Linked DNA regions of Homo sapiens: region 2 is linked to region 1. Evidence: read pairs that join two places in POLR2A ChIA-PET (ENCODE). Cell type or tissue: OCI-LY7. All regions are shown on one strand. Links, peaks and the distances in the headings refer to the core of each region. The heading gives the core; the rest is flanking DNA.

Region 1 (2,806 bases), core at 264-2,763:
AGGAGTTTGAGACCAGCCTGGGCAACATGGCAAAACCCCATCTCTACAAAAAAATACAAAAATTAGCCGAGTGTGGTACACATCTATAGTCCTAGCTACTTGAGAGGCTGAGGTGGGAGAATCACTTGAGCCTGGGAGGTTGAGGCTGCAGTGAGCCAAGATCACACCATTGCACTCCAGCCTCGGTGACATTGTGAAAACCTGTCTTAAAAAAAAAAAAAAAAGATGTTAAGGGAAATACAGAGGGACAGAAATAGAGAGTTCCCAAGAGCAGGAACAACAGTTAGAGACACAGAGAGACAAAGATGGGAGAGACAGAGAGAGCAAGAGTTGGTGGAACAGAAAGAGTGAGCGAGAGGGAGAGACAAAGAGAACAGAGTACAAGAGAGAAAGGAGGAAAGGACAAAAGGAGAGACTTGGGAAAGGAGAAAACACGAGGAAAAACATCAAAAGAACCCGAGGTTTGTAGAGGTGGGAAGGACCCTAAGAGCGAATTATTGATTTTGCCAACACACGACCTCTAGACTCAAGACTCAAACTGTCTTGGTTCCCCATTTCCTAGCTGTGCAGTTGAGACAGGTTACAGTATTAAATATATCTGTGCCTCAGTTTCCTCATCTGCAAGATGCAGACAACAGTCTCTACCTCATAAGGCTCCTGGGAGGGCTGTTGAGTTAATACATTAAGCCAGGAAAGTCCAGTCTTTTGGCTTCCCTGGGCCACATTGGAAGAACTGTCTTGGACCCCACATAAAATACATTAACACTAACGATAGCTGATGAGCTTTAAAAAAATGCAGAAAAACTTTTTTTTTTGAGATGGAGTCTCGCCGTGTCACCAGGCTGGAGTGCAGTGGTGAGATCTCAGCTCACTGCAACCTCCGCCTCCTGGGTTTAAGCGATTCTCCTGCCTCAGCCTCCCGAGTAGCTGGGACTACAGGCACCCGCCACCACGCCCGGCTAATTTTTGTATTTTTAGTAGAGACAGGGTTTCACCATGTTGGCCAGGATGGTCTCGATCTCTTGACCTCGTGATCCGCCTGCCTCCGCCTCCCAAAGTGCTGGGATTACAGGCGTGAGCCACCGCACCCGGCCTCATAATGTTGTAAGGAAGTTTACGAATTTGTGTTGGGCCACCTTCAGAGCTGTCCTAGACCTGTGGGCCATGGATTGGACAAGTTTGTATGAAGCAAATGCTCAAGATGCCCTAGTTGTTGTGATGATCGTTTATTGAGCATATATGTGGCAGGAAGTGTGTCATGTGGGACCCAAAGATGTCAAAGCCCCCGACTCTGTAGTTCAGCGGGAGTCTGTTTTCCAGTTTTCCCTAATCTGTCTGGTTTATTTGTGGTTATTAATAACATATCACTTTCACTCTCAAAGGTGTCCTGATTCAGAGGAGAGGCTTATGTCATCACCTTATTTTTGGGGGCAGAGTGTGAGTAATCGGGCTGGGTGGAACCTGCAATAAGCCAGGAGCACCTGCCCCCCTGAAGCCGATGCTCCCGCAGGTGCAGGCAATGACAGGGGCTTGTATTTGCAGTCTCTAATTTTCCAAGAGAAGTTGGAAACTCAGATTTTTATGTGAAATCATCCCATTTTTAAAATAAACTATTTTTTTCGGTTTTAAAAAATACACCTTATTAAAAGTTTTCCAAACTTCCTGCCCCCAGTCCAGCTAAAGCACATCTGTGGCTTAGGCCAGCATGTGGTCTGTTTCTAATCTCTAGACTTGAGGAAGTGACAATCTATTGAGAGGAGCTAGACAAGTAAACAGGCAGTTACCACACCGGTGATAAGGGTGGTGACAGCAGTGAACCCAGGGTGAGTCAGGAGGCAGAGGAGGGGCAGACACGGGAGCTGGAGAGTGGAAACCTGGGAAGCCTTCCTGAAAGGGGGTAACAACGGAGCTGATTCCTGAGAGTTGATTGTGAACACGTTCCAGAAATAATCATAATGATGGCAGGGAACGTTTCCCCTTGTTGCTTTCTGGGTGTTAGATATTGCTGTAAACAACTCTGCAAGCATCATCTCATTCAACCTGCACAATAACCCCATGAATTAAGGACCAGTGTTATTCTCATTTTTCTGCAAGAGGGGACTGAAGCACAGAGAAGCTAAGTAACTTGCCCAAGGGCACACAGTGAACAGATGTCATGTGATCTACCATACATAGATTTAAGCATTACCCTAGAAAACTCCGTGGAAGAGCAGAATGACAAGTCCAAAGACTAGAAGGTAAAAGAGAGCAAGGCACTTTAACAAAACTGAAGATAGGCCACTGCGGCTGAAGTGGGATGTATTCACCATATGGGGCAAGGAGCTGGACTGCCGACTGGGAGGCAGGAAGGTGGACAGGAGAGAAGTTGGGTCACGCTAAGGGGCTCGGGCTTTATTTTAAAGACTAGAGGCAAGATTGAAATGCTAAAAGATTTAAAGATCAGTATAACTCCTACTCCTCTCTCCCCTACTCCATTTAAAAGAAAGCTCAGAGGCCGGGTGCAGTGGCTTACGCCTGTAATCCCAGCACTTTGGAAGGCTGAGGCAGGTGGATCACGAGGTCAAGAGATCGAGACCATCCTGGCCAAGATGGTGAAATTCCATCTCTACTAAAAATACAAAAATCAGTTGGGCATGGTGGCACGCGCCTGTAGTTCCAGCTCCTCAGGAAGCTGAAGCAGGAGAATTGCTTGAACCCGGGAGATGGAGGTTGCAGTCAGCCGAGTTCGCGCCAGTGCAGTCTAGCTTGGCAGCAGAGCGAGACTCTGTCTCAAAAATAATAATAATAGTAGAAATTTAAAAAGCTC
Region 2 (2,806 bases), core at 235-2,734, 55 kb before region 1:
CTGTCAAACTAGAATTCTATAGCCAGTGAAAAGATACTTTAAAAATGAAGGTGAAGGCCAGGCACGGTGGCTCAAAGCTGTAATCCCAGCACTTTGGGAGGCCGAGGCAGGCGGATCACGAGGTCAGGAGTTTGAGACCAGCCTGGCCAACATGGTGAAACTCCGTCTCTACTACAAATACAAAAAATTAGCTGGGCATGATGGCAGGTGCCTGTAATCCCAGCTACTCAGGAGGCTGAGGCAGGAGAATCGCTTGAACCTGGTAGGTGGAGGTTGCAGTGAGCTGAGACTGCACCACTGCACTCCAGCCCGGGCAACAGAGCGAGACTCTGTCTCAAAAAAAAAAAAAAAAAAAAAAAGGTGAAATAAAGTCATTTTCAGACAGGTAAAAATTGGGAAGATTCATCTCCATTGGACCCATGCTACAAGAAAAGCTGGCATAAGTTTTTCTGACTGAACAGAAAAGATAGCAGAAGGAAACTCAGATCTGTAGGAAGAATTTAAGACTCCCAGAAAACGTTTTAAAAAATGGATACAGCCAGGTGTGGTGGCTCACGCCTGTAATCCCAGCATTTTGGGAGGCCAAGGCAGGTGGATCACTTGAGGTCAGGACTTAGAGACCAGCCTGGCCAACATGGTGAAACCTCATCTCTACTGAAAATATAAAAATTAGCTGGGCATCATGGTGTGCACATGTAATCCCAGCTACCCAGGAGGCTGAGGCATGAGAATGGCTTAAACCCAGGAGGCGGAGTTTGCAGTGAGCCGAGATCATGCCACTGCACTCCAGCCTGGGTGACAGACAGACTCCATCTCAAAGAGAAAAAAAAAAAAAAAAAAAGGCCAGGTGTGGTGGCTCACGCCTGTAATCCCAGCACTTTGGTAGGCTGAGGCAGGTGGATCACCTGAGGACGGGATTTCAAGACCAGCCTGACCAGCATGGAGAAACCCTGTCTCTACTAAAAATAGAAAAATTAGCCGGGTGTGGTGGTGCATGCCTGTAATCCCAGCTACTCAGGAGGCTGAGGCAAAAGAATTGCTTGAACCCGGGAGGCAGAGGTTGTGGTGAGCTGAGATCGCGCCAGTGCACTCCAGCCTGGGTGACAAGAGCTAAACTCTGTCTCAAAAAAAAAAAAAAAAACAAAAAAACAAAAAAACTATGTTAAAGGTCTTTTACAAAGAAATATTTATATATCTATTTGTGTATGTGTGTGTATATAATATTTGAAAAGATAATTGATTGTTTAAAGCAAAAAACCAATATATTGTGAGGTTTATTACATATTTGGGAATAAAGAGTAAAATGTCAGATAATAAGAGCACAAAATGTTGGTGGGGGAAGAAATAGAATTATACTGTTGTAAAGTTCTTGCACTATCTGTGAAGTTGTATAATAATTTTTTTTAGTATACTATTTGAAGGTAAATGCAGAGAATAATTTCTAGAATAGTGGTTCTCAAAATGTAGTTCCCAGACTTATACCACCAGCATCATCTGAAAACTTACTAGAAATGAATATTTTTGAGCAATATCACAGACCTACTAGATAAGGAGCTCTAGGAGTACGGCCCAGAAATCTATGTTTTAATAAAAGCACTAGGTGTTTCTAATGTATGTAAAGTTTAAGAACCACTGCTCTAGAACAGCCACTAAAAATACACCACGAGAAATACAGCTAAAAACAAGAGATAAAATGGAATGATTAAAAAATGCAAAAAGGGGCTAGGTGTTGTGGCTCATGCCTGTAATCCCAGCACTTTGGGAGGCTGAGGTGGGTGGATCACTTGAGGCCAGGAGTTTGAGACCAGCCTGGCCAACACAGTGAAACTCCAACTCTACCACAAATAGGAAAAATTAGCTGGGTGTGGTGGCACACACCTGTAATCCCAGCTACGGGGGAGGCTGAGGCATGTGAATTGCTTGAAACCATGACGCAGAGGTTGCATTGAGCAGAGACCGTGCCACTGCACTCCAGCCTAGGCAATAGAGTGAGACACCATCTCAAAACAAAAAATACATAAATAAAAATAAAAATGCAATATGGGCTGGGCACAGTGGCTCATGCCTGTAATCCCAAGACTTTGGGAGGCTGACATGGGAGTATCACTTGAGGCCAGGAGTTCAAGACCAGCCTGGGCAACATAGTACGACCCCATTTCAAAAAAAAAATTAATTAAAAAGAATGCAGTATACCAAAAATGAGGCAAGAAAGTAGAAGCAGAAACAAAGAATAAAAGGCATAAGTAGAAAATAATACCAATATGGGAGAATTAACTCAGATTAGTAATTATATCAAATATAAACATATTAAACACTTAAAAGGCAGAGATTGTCAGATTAATATAAAAGTAAGATCCAACAATATGATCTTGACAAATACAAAATTATAAGGACATAGTTTAAGGCTAGGTACAGTGGCTCACGCCTGTAATTCCAGCACTTTGAGGCCAAGGCAGGAGAACTGCTTGAGGCCAGGAGTTTGAGACCATCCTGGGCAACACAGCAAGACCCCATTTCAGGGCTGTGGTGAGACACGCCTGAAGTTCCAGCTACTTGTGAGGCTGAGGCAGGAGGATTGCTTGAACCCAGAAGTTCAAGGTTACAGTGAGCTGTGATCTCACCACTGCACTCCAGCCTGGGCAACAGAGTGAGACCCTGTCTCTAAAAAACAGAATAAAATAAATACAATATAAAAAGTCATAGTTTGAAAGCACAAGGGTAGAAAAAATATACCACACAAACATTAAGTATAAAAAAGCAGGTGTGGTTATATTAATATTAAGATAGGCTTCAGAATAATTATATT

Evidence for each region. ChIA-PET counts read pairs that join two places held together with the same protein. Peaks named below come from ENCODE experiments on the same cell type or tissue, not always from the same donor. Only the 100,000 strongest peaks of a DNase experiment are listed, where the experiment ranks them.
Region 2: POLR2A ChIA-PET joins it to region 1 with 20 read pairs; 29 of 35 experiments call an interaction of 5 or more read pairs at or near these places.

What each region holds. Positions count from the first base shown.
Region 1 is chr3:5,014,961-5,017,766 of GRCh38, forward strand. No RefSeq gene overlaps it. Among named protein-coding and RNA genes, the nearest start is that of BHLHE40-AS1, 36 kb to the left of the region's middle. In OCI-LY7, for the core only: no CTCF peak of the experiment used is centred there; a DNase peak (open chromatin) is centred at 1,751.
Region 2 is chr3:4,959,519-4,962,324 of GRCh38, forward strand. The region is part of intron 1 of BHLHE40-AS1 (BHLHE40 antisense RNA 1); the gene reads right to left. Among named protein-coding and RNA genes, the nearest start is that of BHLHE40, 19 kb to the right of the region's middle. In OCI-LY7, for the core only: no CTCF peak of the experiment used is centred there; no DNase peak of the experiment used is centred there.